Linked DNA regions of Homo sapiens: region 2 is linked to region 1. A link is a loop called in an ENCODE intact Hi-C map of the cell type or tissue named here. Cell type or tissue: heart left ventricle. All regions are shown on one strand.

What was found. A loop is a pair of places that touch in the nucleus more often than their neighbours do. Peaks named below come from ENCODE experiments on the same cell type or tissue, not always from the same donor. Only the 100,000 strongest peaks of a DNase experiment are listed, where the experiment ranks them.
Region 2: a loop joins it to region 1, with 1.9 times the contacts of the local background. A loop is called at or near these places in 3 of 110 quality-filtered maps.

The regions. Positions count from the first base shown.
Region 1 is chr5:75,490,826-75,498,825 of GRCh38, reverse strand. The region is part of intron 2 of CERT1 (ceramide transporter 1); the gene reads left to right. Among named protein-coding and RNA genes, the nearest start is that of CERT1, 17 kb to the left of the region's middle. In heart left ventricle, no CTCF peak of the experiment used is centred here; no DNase peak of the experiment used is centred here.
Region 2 is chr5:75,651,543-75,659,542 of GRCh38, reverse strand. ANKDD1B (ankyrin repeat and death domain containing 1B) reads right to left here. Exons shown (of 14, transcript NM_001276713.2): 8 at 6,303-6,401; 9 at 3,416-3,514; 10 at 162-260. Among named protein-coding and RNA genes, the nearest start is that of ANKDD1B, 44 kb to the right of the region's middle. In heart left ventricle, no CTCF peak of the experiment used is centred here; a DNase peak (open chromatin) is centred at 4,660; H3K4me3 peaks cover 865 bases; H3K27ac peaks cover 351 bases.

The DNA of each region.
Region 1 (8,000 bases):
CCTCTTCTCACAGCTCTACTAGGTACTGCCCAGTGAGGATTGTGGGGGTGGGGGGGCTTCAACCCCACATTTCCCTTCTGTACTGCCCTAGCAGAGGTTCTCCATGAGGGCTCCCCTCCTGCCGCAAACTAATGCCTGGACATCCAGGTGTTTCCATACATCCTCTGAAATGTAGGCGGAGTTTCCCAAACCTCAGTTCTTGACTTCTTTGCACCCACTGGCCCAACACCGTGGGAAAGCCGCCAAGGCTTGGGGCTGACACCCTCTGAAGCAATGGCCTGAACTGTCCTCAGAGTGGCCTTGACCCCTTTTAGCCACAGCTGGAGCTGAAGCAGCTGAGACACAGGGCGCCAGGTCCCAAGACTGCACAAAGCAGCAAGGCCCTGGGCCCAGCCCAGGAAACCCATTTTTCCCTCCTAGGCCTCCAGGTGTTTGATGGGAGGGGCTGCCATGAAGGTCTCGGACATGCCCTGGAGACATTTTCCCCATTGTCTTGGTGATAACATTTAGCTCCTTGTTACTTATGCAAATTTTTGCAGTAGGCTTGAATTTCTCCCCAGAAAATACGTTCTTCTTTTCTGTCACATCAACAGGCTGCAGATTTTCCAAACTTTTATGCTCTGCTTCATCTTGAATGCTTTGCCACCTAGAAATTTCTTCCTAGAAATTTAAGACCTTAAATCATGTCTTTCAAGTTCAAAGTTCCATAGATCTCTAGGGCAGGGGCAAAATGCCGCCAGTCTCTTTGCTAAAGCATAACAAGAGTCACCTTTGCTCCAGTTCCCAACAAGTTCTGCATCTCCATCTGAGGCCACCTCACCCTGGACTTCATTGTCCATATCATTATCAGCATTTTGGTCAAAGCTATTCAACAAGTCTCTAGGAAGTTCCAAACTTTCCCACATTTTCCTGTCTTCTTCTGAACCTCCAAACTGTTCCAGCCTCTGCCTGTTACCCAATTCCAGAGTTGCTTCCACATTTTCGGGTATCCTTATAGCAGCACCCCACTCTCTACGGTACCACTTTACTGTATTAGTCTGTTCTCATGCTCCTATGAAGAAATACCCGAGACTGGGTATTTCTTTTTATAAAGAAAAGAGTTTTAATTGACTCACAGTTCTGCTTGGCTGGGGAGGTTCAGGAAACTTAAAATCATGGCGGAAGTCACCTCTTAACAGGGCGGCAGGAAAAAGAATGAGAGCCAAGCAAAGGGTGGGAAAGCCCTTATAAAACCATCGCCCCCATGATTCAATTACCTCCCACCAGGTCCTTTCCACAGCACATGGGGATTATGGGAACTCCAATTCAAAATGAGATTTGGATGGGGATGCAGCCAAACCATATCACTGCTTACAGCCAAAGGTACCTTTGGCAGATTACTAAATTTCTCTGAGCTTTCAGCTTCCTTAACTGATTAAACAAGGGGGATAATGTCTAAGTATGGAATGATTATGTAATTAAAAGAAATAACATATAAAAGTACTTGGTACAATTCTTGGCACATAGTAGTAGTCTCTCAAATTTATTTTGTGAAATGTTTATGTTGGGAGTAAAGCCTACAGTTAAAAAATTAAAGAACAGAAGTTGTCAGACCCTTTTATCAAAGGGGGACAAAGATGCAGTTGACTCACTAGAGCCGGGATACGTAGCGTGTCATGTTTGAACAGATTCTCATGCAACTCTGTTCAGAAATTTTCTTCCACCAAATAGTTCTATTTACCAACCTAAAAAAATAGTTAACTCTTTATATGTTTTCTGTGTATTCTTGATAGTCTTTTTTTCTTTGATCTATTTATTGTTTCCTACCTTTTTTTGGTTTTCCTTATTCTATGTCTTTTTTTAAAAAAAAGATATGTTGTGCCTTTTAAAAAATCACATTGAGATATAATTTACACACGGTCAAATTCACCCTTTTAAAGTATACAGTTATAGTTTTCACAAATGCATACAGTCATATAGTCATTACCACATGAGTATATAAAATATTTCCATCCTCCCAGATAGTTCTCTTCTGCCCCATTGTAGTCAGTTACCCTCTGTGTCCCCAACCTCTGGTAACCACTGTTGCAGCATATTATATACATGGAATCATGCAGTATGCATCTCTTTGTGTCTGGCTTTTAACTTACCATAATGCTTTTACTACTCATCATGTTGTTACATGTATTCTTAACTTGTTGCTTTTTATTGCTGAATACTGTTTCACTATAGGGATATACCATATTTTGCTTATGCATTCACCAGTTGACGGATATATATTTGTTTCCAGTTTTGAGATACAATAAATAAGGCTGCTCTAAACATTTGCATGCAGGTCTTTGCATAAGCATATTTTCATTTCTCCTGGGTAGATACCTATGAATGGGATTGCTAGGTTGTAAGGTAAGTATATGTTTAACTTTATAAGAAACTGTGAAACTGTTTTCCAAAGTGGCGGTACCAGTTTACCATCTCACCAGCATTATGTGAAAATTCCATTTGCTTGGCATTTTTGTCAGCATTTGGTATTGTCACATTTTTTGGGTTTTTTTTTTTTTTTTAATCTTAACCATTCTGGTAGGTATGTAGTGATAGCTCATTGTGGTTTCCATTTGCATTTCCCTAATGACTAATGATGTTGCACATCTTTTCATTTGCTTATCTGTATCTCTTGTGATGTTTGTTTAAATATCTTGTGTTTGTTGTCTTAATGTTGAGTTATGAGAATTCTTTATATATATTCTGGATACCGTAACGTTTGTCAGGTACATGTTTGGCAAATATTTTCTCCCAATCTGAGAGACTGATTTTTATCACTAACACTAAAAATTTATCTACAGTTAAGACCTATTTGAATGTGTATTTTGATGACTTTGCTCTAAGTTCTTTTTTTTATTTATTTATTTTTTTTTCAGCTAATTTTTTTATTATACTTTAAGTTTTAGGGTACATGTGCACAATGTGCAGGTTAGTTACATATGTATGCATGTGCCATGCTGGTGTGCTGCACCCATTAACTCGTCATTTAGCATGAGTTCTGAACAGCATTATTATTTACTTTTTTCTATGTTTTGTGTATAGAGGCAACATTTCTCACTGTTTTTACATTTTTATTTTTTATATTGGATCTGCAGTGGCACTCTGTTGTTTAAAGTGACAAAGCCTTAAATTTAAAACTTGCTGACAACTCGTTAAGTAGTGCATTCACCAGGGAAGCTGGTATTCCTGTTGAGCTTCCTTTGAGTGAGTGCTGTGTAGGCTTGGCCTCTGTCTTTTTTTTTTTGTAAGTGAGATAGGGTCTCAGTCTGTTGCCCAGGCTGGAGTGCAGTGGCGTGATCTCGGCACACTGAAGCCTCTACCTCCTGGGCTGAAGTAATTCTTCTGCCTCAGCCCCCCGAGTAGCTGAGACTACAGGCATGCGCCACCATGCCTGGCTAATTTTTGTGTGTTTTTGTAGAGATGGGGTTTGACCATGTTGCTCAGGCTAGTCTTGAACTTCTAGACTCAAGCAATTTGCCTGCCTCAGCCTCCCAAAGTTCTGGGATTACAGGCATGAGCCACTGCACCTGGTCATGTCTTTATTGAAGGAAGAAAATTATGGCTGATAAAGAAAGCTGAGCTATTCTCTTGGTTTCCAATTTAGAGAATATATATTATCCAACAATTACGTATTTTAAAAATATACTTTCCCTCTAATGAGGATTCATCACTTGAAAAAGATTACTTATAAATTAATTATACGGAACCAAAAGACTGAGAAGCCATGACCAGTTGAATCTTATCTAGATTTTAAGGCAGTCTGTAAAGTGATAATGTCTCAAGGGTGGGAGATAGGAAAGGGTAATGATTCCTGAAAACTTACATATAAACCCAGTTTCATAAAGTAAGGTTGTCTCCTGTTGTGAAAGACTTCAAATAGTTTCACTTGGCTTTTTACAAGGTAGGAATTTCATCCAGGTAAAGGTACATCTACTTTATCTTCTTATGAAGAAAAGAAATGGGGCTAAAAACTGTCGAAATCCCAAAAGACAGGGTGGACAAGAGAGGAAACTACAGAAGACAGCATTGTAGAAACTGGAAAACAAATGGTCAAGTGCTAAGTGAGTTAGTAAATCTGAGAAACCCAGATCCTAAACTATCAGTTAGGGAAGCTCAAAACTAGATCTACATCATAATTATATAACATTGTAGCAGTTCTGGATACCTCCTGGAATGGAGAGTTGGGGGTGGAGAGTGTATAAGGAAGATGAGTTATATGTCAATTTAAGAAACAATCAAATCTCTCTATTTCCTCCCCACACTGGACCTCTATAGAGAAAAAAATCGTGGGTGTCTGGTCTTGGAGGGTAGAGGAGTAGTCACCAGATACAATTGAAATCAAAGTATCACACTGAATACAGAGGAGGGATTAGGGAAGCAAGCAAACTAGCTACTGAGCCTCACATGACCCTATCCCACCACTATTCCCCAACTTCCAAACTCTGGCCAACAAACTTTAATCCTCAGGACAGGAGGTTGCTGGGGTCTTTTCTAAGAATCTGACCAGCGTAAAAGTTTTGACCTAAAGATAACAATATAGCTTCCCTAGCAAAGTAGCCCAACTAGATTATCCTGTGGTGAAGCCCATTTTTGGTAAACTCAAAGTACAGCCTTTGGGTTTCGAGTCAGAAGATTCCCTACTGTTAAAAATGAGCAGACAGCAAAGGACTATCAGTCATATGAAGAAAGTTTCCAATATGAAAGAGATCAAGAGAATCAGTGCAACACTAGGAAACACATTATTCAGATGTCCAACAAAAAGAAGGAAATTTGTCAGTATTTTTAAAGAGAGAAGAGTTTTTGAAATCATGAAAAAGTAAGTATACTATAAAAAAGGAAGAGGTTAAAAAAGAGCTCTTGGAAATTATAAATATGGTAGCAGTGAGGAAAGAAATTAGAAGAGTTAGAAGGTAGAATTATAGACATTTCTAGAAAGTAAAGAAAAAGATTTTTGTTTTTTTAAAGGTAGTAAATAGGACATAGGTAAAATTAAGGAAATAATCCAGGAGTTCTAACATCTGAACAGTAGGAGCTCCAGGCAGAGAGAACAGAGCAGAAAGGGATTATCAATGAAATAATAAAAGAAAAATTCACAGAAATAAAGGACAAGAGTTTTACATTGAAATCATCAAGCAAGGTCCAGTATAATAGATTTTTAAAAAGACTCATGTTAAAGACACATTGTGCTGAGCCAGACCACTGGGAAGAAGATCTTGGATGCTTCCAGAGAGAAAAAACATAACAACAAAGGTTAAGGATTCAAAATGACTGTGGACTTCTCAAAAGCAGTGCTGGAAACTAAGATGCAATGGCTGATGCCTACATTCTTCTGAAGAATAATTATTTTCGACAATGAATTATATATGCATCCAAATCACCAAGCGAGTATAAGGACAGACTAAAAGCATTTTAAAATATGGTCTCAACAAATTTACCTCTTGTTGTTTTAAAAAATATTTTAGAGATGCATACTTACATGTCTACAGATGAAATGATATGTTTAGAATTTGCTTCAGAATAATGCCTTTGGAAGGGTATGAATTGATGAGGATGTAGATTTTAAAAAAGAATAACCATGAGTTAATAATTGTTGAAGGCAAATGATGGTAAGAGGGTTCATTATTCTGTTTTTTTGCATATATGTGAAATTTTTCATAATAAAAAGTAAAATACATCCACAGACACAGACGTCTGTCTTCTGCTGAAAGATATGCCCCATCAAAACAAGGAAGAATTAAATAAGAGGAAAATGCGATAGAGGTTATTGTACTCAAAGTGTGATCTCCAGAGCAGTAACATCAGTATAAACTGTGAACTTGTTAGAAATGCAGATTCTCAGGCCTGCCCCAGACCTAATGGATCAGAAACCCTGGATATGGAGTCCAGCATTCTTTCTTTAACAAACCCTTCAAATGATTCTGATGCGTCCTAAAGTTTGAGAACCACTTTCCTAAAGCAGGAAAAATAGCTTTGCTCAAGTAAAGAATGGACATGACTGGTGTTTTGTATCATCTCATTTTCTTAACTGCTTGCTCTCTGGACGTTGATAGTTGCTCTGACATGTAAATCAATTGAGTTGTTATACATAAAAAATACTGTATTGTGCTATTTGTTCTAACAATCTCAACAATCGATGTAAAAGTTCAAATTTAAGGAAACTCTTGAGTATAGTGATTGTATCAGAAATGGGAAGAGGTATGAGGGGAACATATGAACATGCCTTATACCAACCTGGCTGCTTGTCTAACTGGCACCTTGACATTGTTTGCTGACTTTGTCAATTGAAATTTTTATTAATCTGGAATGCCTTTTCCTCCTCTGGTATCAAAAGCCTGTCTTTCCTCCTGGGCTCAACTAAACCACAGCTTTTCAATGAACCACTTTAGATCTCATTCTCATCTTTCTGTCTCTACCATCAGATTTTTAAAATTTTATTTATTTATTTTAAACAGGGCCTAATGCTGCCGTCCAGGCTGGAATGCAGTGATGCAATCATGGCTTGCTGCCACCTTGACCTCCTGGGCTCATGATCCTCCTGCCTCAGCCTCCGTAGTAGCTGGGACTACAGGTGCACCACCACACCTGGCTATTTTTGGGGAGTTTTTTTGTTTGTTTGTTTGTTTTTTGGTAGAGACTGAGTCTCGCTATGTTGCCCAGACTGGTTTCAAACTCCTGAGCTCAAGCAGTCCTCCAGCCTTGGCCTCTCGAACAGCTGGGATTACAGTGTGAGACACTGCACCTGGCCATTACTATCAGATTTTTTAAAATATAAATAAGGACTGAGCAACTATGACATGTGTTGTGCTGGCTATTTTATGTATTATCAGGAAAAAGGTGAAAATGATTAGGGAGAGAGAAATAAAGGTAAGAAGAGCTACAACTGTTTTTCATATCAAACCTTGACTCAAAGAGTTCAGAATGATTTAACTCTTTAAACTGTGTGGGCTTCTGAGTAGCTGAAGACAGTGGTAGGTGGTAGGCTTGTGGTAAGCCGCATCCCAAAATGTTATCTCCCTAAAAGATACAAAATAACTTCACATCTATATCATTTTGACATGAAACAACACCTTGAACATTACTTGTAGATAGATAATGGCAAAACTGCAAAATAATCATGTAAGAAAAAGGTAACACACTCAAGTGCAGTGGTCCTACATGCTTTTACCCCATTGCCGCAAGGGGACCCTGTGGCAAGGAAAATTAGACCAAGATATGTTCCTTGAGAAGACAGAAGGAGCACTAGTGAGGGAGAGCTGGAAGAACCACCGGAAAGATTAAATCCACCCTTTTTTTTTGTATTTTCAGTGCAAAAAACTAACCAGACAGATCAGAGCAGGATTACAGGAAAAGGATTTCAAAGTATAAGTACTTTAAAGGGCTAGACAGCCATTTAAATGTGATTTAAAGAGACACACTTCTGAATGTCTAACTTCTGGAAGACAGAAAAGGAAAACAAAAGAGTTCTTTGGAAATTGGATGGTCAAGGAAAAAATTTTTAAAGACCTGCAAGAAAAAAAGGAACCAAAAAATGAGAAGGCCTACAACCCTCTTCTCTACTATTAAAGCAAAACTCCACTGAGGTATCTAGACTTTGGCAAACGACAGAAAGAAAAAGATGCCATTAAACGAAGGATATTGAAAAAATGCCCCCAAATCACAAAAATAAACAGAAGGAAAGTGAAATCCTTTCCTTTAGTTTATAAAATTAGGGAAAAATTCATACAAATCAACTAAGGAAAATTCCTCTAATCCCGTAAAACTACTTAAGAAGCAAAAGAAAACTATTAGTATACACTCCAAATAGAACTCAAAATATACAACACTTGGGTTTGAAGATAAGAAGAACCACCTTGAGTCACAAATTCAAAATCAAGAACAAAAATGGGTGAAAACCAGGGGAAAAATGCAAAAAGAATTGTACTCAAAGAGATGAAAGAAAATGACAATAGATTATCTTAAATGAAGAAAAAAAGTTACCAGAT
Region 2 (8,000 bases), 160 kb before region 1:
CAACCAAAATTGGGGTATTTTACTGACTATGAAGATGCATGGTTTCTCCAGTTTGTGCCCATTTCACAAAGGATATTCCAATAACGCTGCTCAAGGCTGACATCCAACAGGAAGGTCTTAGCAACCATCTCAGCTGAATGGAGTAAAGTCCATGCACTTACCTTGTCAACAGCCTTCAAGTCACAGCCTGCCTTCAGCAGGGTTTCCACCAGTTCCACATTTCCACGATCAGCAGCTACATGCAGAGGGGTTTGCTGCTTCTGCCATGAAATTAAGGAGGGGAACAAACTTGGACGGTGAAAAGACAAATGGAAAGTATAGCCATCCTATTTAGGTTCAAGGGAAAACACAGGTCATATATTTTTTAATGGATACTGGGGCATTCATTGCATTATTATTTGCAATAGTGAAAAACTGAAAGGAAATTACATGTTTAACAAGGAGACTCACTAGATAAATTATGATAATCTATATATTGGAATAACAGGCAACCATTAAAAATTATTTTTTTAAAAATGATTTCAATATTAGGTACCTAAAGTAGTCAAATATATAGAGACAGAAAGTAGAATGGTGGTTCCCAGGAGCTGGAGGAGGGAATGGGAAGTTACCGTTTAATAGATATAAAATTTCAGTTTGGGAAGATGAAAAATGTTCTGAAGATGGATGGTGGTGATATTATACCAAATGAATGTAATTAATGCTGCTGAACTGTACACTTAAGATGGTTAAAATGGTGGATTTTATGTGTATTTTACTACAATAAAAATTATTTCGAAGATTTTTTAAAAATAAAAGACGCTTTTGATATAACATTTGAAACTTTAGGAAATGATACTATCTAGTTGAGCTTGATTTAATGAAAAATACACATAGAGAAAGAGACAAAAATACAGTACAGAAAAATGCTAATGATAAGGTCTAGATGAAGGGATTAGAGTTTATTTTTATTGCCTTCTCAATGCATTTCTGTTCTCTAAATTTTCTACGTTATAATGTATAAAGGAGTCCAAGACTTCAAATTTCCTTCTGGAGTAATCATTTTCCTATCAAGAGGATAAGAGTTTCAAAAGAAATATCTGAAATCACAAGAAAATCACCCGTCTTAACCTCTCACCAAAAGGAATGCAGATGTGAAGAGATTTCTAAAATATTAGGGCAGAGAGGATCCTTTGATGTGATCTAGCCCAACTCCTTAACCAGAAAGGGAAGCAACTACCCCAGACTCACAGAGCTGGGCAATGGCATGTGGCCCACTACTCTTCCTACCAGAGCACAGGGCCAATATGCTGGGGATATTACCAAAAAACATTTATATATTTATTTATATTTTAATTTTTTTCTTAGAGACAGTTTCTTACTCTGTCACTCAGACTGGAATGCAGTAGCATGATAGTAGCTCACTGTAACCTCGAACTCCTGGGCTCAAGCAATCCTCCCTTCTCAGTTTCCTGAGTAGCTGAGACTACAGGCTCTACTAATTTTTTTTTTTTTTTAGCGATGAGGCCTCACTATGTTGCCCAGGCTGGTTTCAAACTCCTGGCCTCAGGCAATCCTCCTATCTTGGCCACCCAAAGTGTTGGGATTACAGGTGTGACCCAAAACACCTGGCTTCCAAAAAGTATTTCTTTTTTTTTTTTTTTCTTGAGATGGAGTCTCACTCTGTTGCCCAGGCTGGAGTGCAGTGGTGGCGATCTCAGCTCACTACAACCTCCACCTCCTGGGTTCAAGCAATTCTTCTGCCTCAGTCTCCCAAGTAGCTGGGATTACAGGCGCCCAGCTAATTTTTTGCATTTTTAGTAGAGACAGGGTTTCACTATATTGGCCAGGCTTGTCTCAAACTCCTGACCTCATGATCCGCCCGCCTCAGCCTCCCAAAGTGTTGGGATTACAGGCATGAGCCACCACGCCCGGCCCCAAAAAGCATTTCTTAAAGACTCACCTTCAAATGGCAGTGTGTCTAGGTGTTTGTCATTCAAGACATTACACTTATACTGACAAACCTATCAAAGATCTGTACCAACATGGAACAGATGAAAATGGAATGTATCAAATGCAACAAAACCCATTTTAACAATACTGCTACAAGTCTAGAAGGCAGGAAATGCACTAAAACATTAAGAAGAGTTATCTTTCTTTGCTGGGGACTTCAAACACATTAAGTTTTTTTAGCTTATATTTTTAATTTTACATACATATTTTATATTTAAAATATAAAATTTCCTATTTTTTATGTGTATTCTTGGTCTAATAAAAAAATTAAAGTGATGAAGTCTGGTTCTGAAAAAGGATAGCAAACCTAACAAACACTCCTTCCCTAGAGTACATCTAGCCAGTTCTGTCAAAACCAATATCACATGTGAGCACGAAGCTCTGCCTCTGTGTTCAGCAAAGATTTTGCCCATTGGGAAAGATTTTAGATATTAACGTAGTTGAATACATAAGTATATTTAATAACAAAAGGAGATTGGTTTTTTTCCCCAGAAAAACTTTTGGGATAGGTAAAGGCAGGGGAGGAGGCTAGGTTCCCTGGAGGAGAGAAGGGACCGAAGTACAGGTAAATCTTCATTCAGCTCAGAGCAAAATTGAGCTCATAGGTGGGAATTGGAGGAGACTGCAGAGATCTGAGTCAACGCTCTGGTTTCACAGTGTATTAGGACAGGCAGGCATGCCCACTGCACCATGGCTCCTCCCTAGCCGGAAGGGCACCGCAGAGCCTTCTCTGGGAAGAGGCAGCCAGAAGGTCTCATCTGGCCTCGGGACCCTGGAAAGGCTCCTCTTCCCACTCCCCTACATATCCTGGAAGAGGGCAGGCCAGCCCCAGAAGAGCCCCAGAGAGCAGGCTCATTCAGTGCCCACCCCCATTCCCTTCATCATTCCGTTGCGGCATTCCCATTTCCAGCCAGTGATGGATTACTTTAACGAGTCATTTGATTCTGCTCCAGTTGACTGAAATTGGAGTGATTTTTCTTTTATTCCAAGAGGCCTCTTTTGCCTTTAGGTAAAGAGAAGATACATTTACTGTCTTTAATATAGAAACAAAGCTTCCTTCTTGTGGGGGAAAGGCTCCCTGCCAATTACAATATTTCACTCTGGGGGAGTGGCTTTTGATTTAAAGAGCCTCTGGCCATTTAGCTCTGAGCTACTGTTTTTCTATCAAAAATGCTGGGCCTGTTAAACATGAAGGATTTAATCACGCAATGGCTGAACTCCAGTTGTGTGGCTGAGAAAGACGAAAGTATGTGTGTGGTCATGGAGATGGAGTGAGAGTTACAGAAGGAAAAGGATAAAAAGGATGCTCATGTTCCTCCCAGGAATTTTTAGGTACCTTGAACTTAATCAAAACTCCCCATAAACACACACTGTGTTGAAACTAAGAAAAGAGACCCTCCAGGCTCTGATTTGCCTGGCTTACCTGATTTAAGATGTCAATATCATGCTGTGCACTTAATAAACTGTTTACAACCGTGATGTGGTTGTTGATAACAACTAAATGAAGAGGGGACTCCTTAGGCTGCAGAGAGAAATAAAAATTTCAAATCCAGAAGGTTCTGGCTTCAACATTCAAATCAAAAAGCAACTCATTTCAGCAGCTATTTCCTGATGATCTCCCAAGTACCGAAACTGCCCATCCCAGTGGTGACCCTTAGTAAGTGTTCAGCATTTATTGTCATCCCAAGGCTTTGAAACAAACTCGTTCCCCAGCAATCGGCCCACCCCCTTTGTTCTTTCTGGAACAACATACTAAGCACCTACTATGGGCCAAGCTCTTTTCAGGTTGCTAGGGATTTAGTGTGAACAAACTCATTCTCAGGAATCTTCCAATCTAGTCAGGTAAGCAAATATTAATTTTTTTAAGTCACACAAATACAGTATACAATTAAGTGCTTTGGAAGTAGAAGAGCCAGTGTGGGGATAGGGGGAAGGCTGACCTTTCAGGAGGTCAGAAAAGACTATTCTGAAGAACTGACATTTAAACTCAAATATGAAGGATAAGTAAGTGTTAAATAGGCTGAACCACAGGACTTCTCAGAGACTTCAAAAAGCTAAAGGGCAATAAGAGTAGCCACAAGGGCAAAATCATTGCACATTTGGAATTTCCTGAATTGATTTGCTCTGGAGCCCCGACTCCTCAGTGTGCCCTGTAGGACTCGTGTCCCCCTTACTCAGGGGCACCATCCTCATGCTCAGCTCTCCCCGCACGGAGTCTAGCCACAAGGTGGTCACCAAGCCCTCTGCAGCCTGCTCTCCCGTTCTCCTTTGTGGCTAAACCACCTGTCTTCCCAGCCACAGCCCTTCATGGAGCCCCCGGCCCCTCTCACTTATCCCAACCACTGGCTTCTTACCCAGCCCTGCTAGGCCACAGGGCCTGTATCTACCCCCGACACTTTGCCTCCAGGCTCCTGTGCTGCTACAGTCCCACCCAGCTGCCACTGGCCTGTGGAGACATGAGAGGAGACATGCCTCCAGGAGTAGAGACGGCAGCTGAGCGGGGCGAAAAGGGAGGGAAGAAACAACGAAGGGAAGTGAGGGCAGAAGCGATTAAGGCATGAGAGAGAGGGAGGTGAGGGGCATCCAGCATGATAAGGGAGGGAGGCGGGGCACCAGGGGAAGGTGGACAGGGGTGTGACAGCAAGGGCTGAAGATCCAGTGACACTGTGCAGATCCGGAGCCGAGCTGAGTGTGAAGCGAGTGGCGAGAGGGAACAGGCGCCTACGAGGGTGAGTGATTAGGACAAGGGCAGCGTCGCTCAAGTGGAATAGCTGATATTAATGATACGCATCAGACACACTCAGCACATTCTCATCGTGGTGCTTATTACACATTCACTTCCCCAACTGTTTCTTTTATTTATTTTTTTCAGAGATGGGGTTTCACTCTGTTGCCCAGGCTAGAGGGCAATGGAGTCATCGTCATTCACTGTAACCTGAAACTCCTGGGTTCAAGCGAACCTCCCACCTCAGCCTCCCAAGTAGCTGAGGCTACAGGCATGCACCACTGTGCTTGGCTAATTTTTAAATTTTTGTAGAGATGGGGTCTTGCCATGTTGCCCAGGCTGCCCTAACAGTTTATACTCTGTTTTAAACACCAGGCTGACAGTTTTTCAAAAATCACGTCAATAACCCTAGACATTTGATCTCATATTCCCCACTTCATACATGAGACACAAAGAGGATCAGTAACTTCCACAAGGCCATGCAGCAAGGAAGTGGCAGAGACAGGACTTGAACCCAGACCTTTCTGACTCTACCATCTGCACCAGGCTCTGTCTCAGGAGATGGGGGTAGATGGATGGAAGAGAGACCACAGTGAGTTGGCAAGAGTGTCACCAGCAGATGGAGGGAGGGGAGACGAGGGGACAGGTAGAAGACCACAGCTGAGTAAGTCAGAGACTGTCGGAGGCCAGCAAGGGTCAGAGCAGACAGATGATGTGAGCAGGGCTATGGGAGCAGCATGAAAGGAAGAATTTCTGTGTAGGTCTCTTCTGCTCAGGAATAACCTCCTTGAAGCACTAAGCATGAAAAACGAGAAAGCATCCCACATTGCAAAGAAGTGGGCATTGGCCTTCTTGCCGGGGCCACCCACCTTGCAGGGGCCCAGCTCCTCCTGAGAAACAGGAAGTGTCCTTGGACTGAACCAGGTAAGTTCAGAGTCAATTCCCCCAACACCATGCTCCAAAAACTATCTGACATGATTTAAACCACATCCCTCCTCTTGAGTTAATACAATAAATAGTAATGGCTCAGCAAGATCAGAGGAAATCATATTCTCAACGGAGAAATGAAAATAGAGTGGAAAAATAGAGGCATGTTTCTTGTTTAATTCCAGCACAGAGGACCTTTGTTAATTCTGCCAAAGCCAATTCAAACGTCAGAAAACCTAAATCAGTATGAAGAATTGACTTTCAAAAGAAAAACAAGAACATTCAGTGAAGGGAGAAAAATTATCACTCTTCTTGATATGTACAGCTGCTTCATTATTTTCCCAGACTAATAAAATTAATACAAGAGTAATGGCATCTCTAGACGTATGAGAAAGCTTTTTTGCGGCAAATACAAATATTTAAAACACAAAGATTTCATTTTGTTCAGGAACTTCAATGACTTTCTAAAATTCATCCCTCGGATTTTATTTCTCAAGATTAAGACTCAGCCTCCAAAAGAAGTCAGCCAGCCTTCCCAGAAAGAATTCCTCCCTTGTGAAACATCTCATCTCCTACACGTATCTGCAAGGGGCATCTCCCTGACACAGCCAACCTCACGGCGCCAGGACCAAAGCCCGTGTCATTGGAATAAACTCACTTCCACTTTCTGGTGCAGATCAACGTTCTCACTGAGAAGAAAGTTGACAAGGGATGCATGGCCGTTCCTGGTTGCTATCTGCAAACTACTGATATTGAGCTGCAAGAGACAATAGAGAGGGCAAGGAGGAACTCTCATTATAATTCAGCATGTTTTCTGGTGTTTATGACATGGTAATCAGTTAATACAATGAAATAGTACAACTACAGTCGTGCATCACTTAACAGTGATTTGGTCAATGACAGACTTGAAGTGGTCCCATAAGATTACAATGGAACTGAAAAATTCCTATGGCACAAGTACTTAACTATGTTACTATGTTACTATGCTGTACAGGTTTGTAGCCTAGGAGCAATAGATATACCATATAGTGTGTTGTAGGCTGTACCATCTAGGTTTGGGTAAGTACACTCTATTTATGTTCACACAATGAAATCAGGCATTCCTCATAACATATCCCTGTCATTCAGAGATGCATGGCTGTATTTAAAAAAGAAAATCTGGCTGGGCACAGTGGCTCATGCCTGCAATTCTAGCACTTTGGAAGGCCAAGGCCAGTAGATCACTTGAGCCCAGGAGTTTGAGATCAGCCCTGGCAACATGGTGAAACCTTGTCTCTACAAAAATTAGCTGGGCTTGGTGGTGTGTCCCTGTGGTCCCAGGTACTTGGGAGGCTGAGACTGAGGTGGGAGGATGGTTTGAGCCTGGGAGGCAAAGATTGCAGTGAGCCGAGATCATGCCACTGCACTCCAGCCTGGGCAACAGAGTGAGACCCAGTTTCTAAATAAATAAATAGAAAATCCATTGTGTTTTTAATTACCGGGGTGAAGGGGAGCTATTATTAGGATGGTACAAAAGCAATTGTGGTTTTTTCCTAATTGTTTTTTTCTAAGTGTCTCCCATAAAAGTGTCAGAGCCCTAGGGAACACGTGTGCAACAGACTGAATGTTTGCGTCCCTCCCAAAATTCATATGTTGAAACTCTAATGTCAATGTGATGATGATAGGAGGTGGGGACTTTCGGAGGTTATTAGGTAATTCGTTGTTGACTGATTAATTGTAAGACTGCTACAAAGTATTTGCAGGTCTTTCAATTAAGGATGCTGCTGGAAATTGCTTTCCCGCAATTGCTGCATCAGTATCTCCTTTCCCACAGTCTCTGCAGTATAACCTTGCCACTCCCCTCATCAAGAGGCAGGGTTATTTTCTTCACTCCTTTGAATCCAGATGAACCCTGGGTGGAACCCTTATGAATGAGACCCATGCCCTTGCAAAAAGAGGCCAGAGAGCTGGCTAGTTCTCTTTCTGCCATGTGAGGATACAGCAAGACAGTTGTCCGTAAACCAGGAAGAGGGCCTCATCAGAACCTGATCTGCTAGCACCCTGATCTCAGACTTCCAACCTCCACAACTATGAGAAATAAATGTTTGTTAAGTCACCCAATTTTATGGTATTTTTTATAGCAGCCTGAGCTGACTAAGACACTATGCCTAGGGCAAATATGAGTTAAAGCCTCATTTCCCTTCTCCCAGGAAGTAGGAAGTGGACTAGAACCAGGTCTTCTCTCCATACACCTCAGCAAAACCCCTCTTTGAACCAAATAGGTGACTTGGTATTAGCCCCAAGAAAGGACTGTTTCCTGCAGCCCTGTTTACTGCCAGTCTCCCCTGTGCTAGGCAGACATTCAATGCTCAGCATA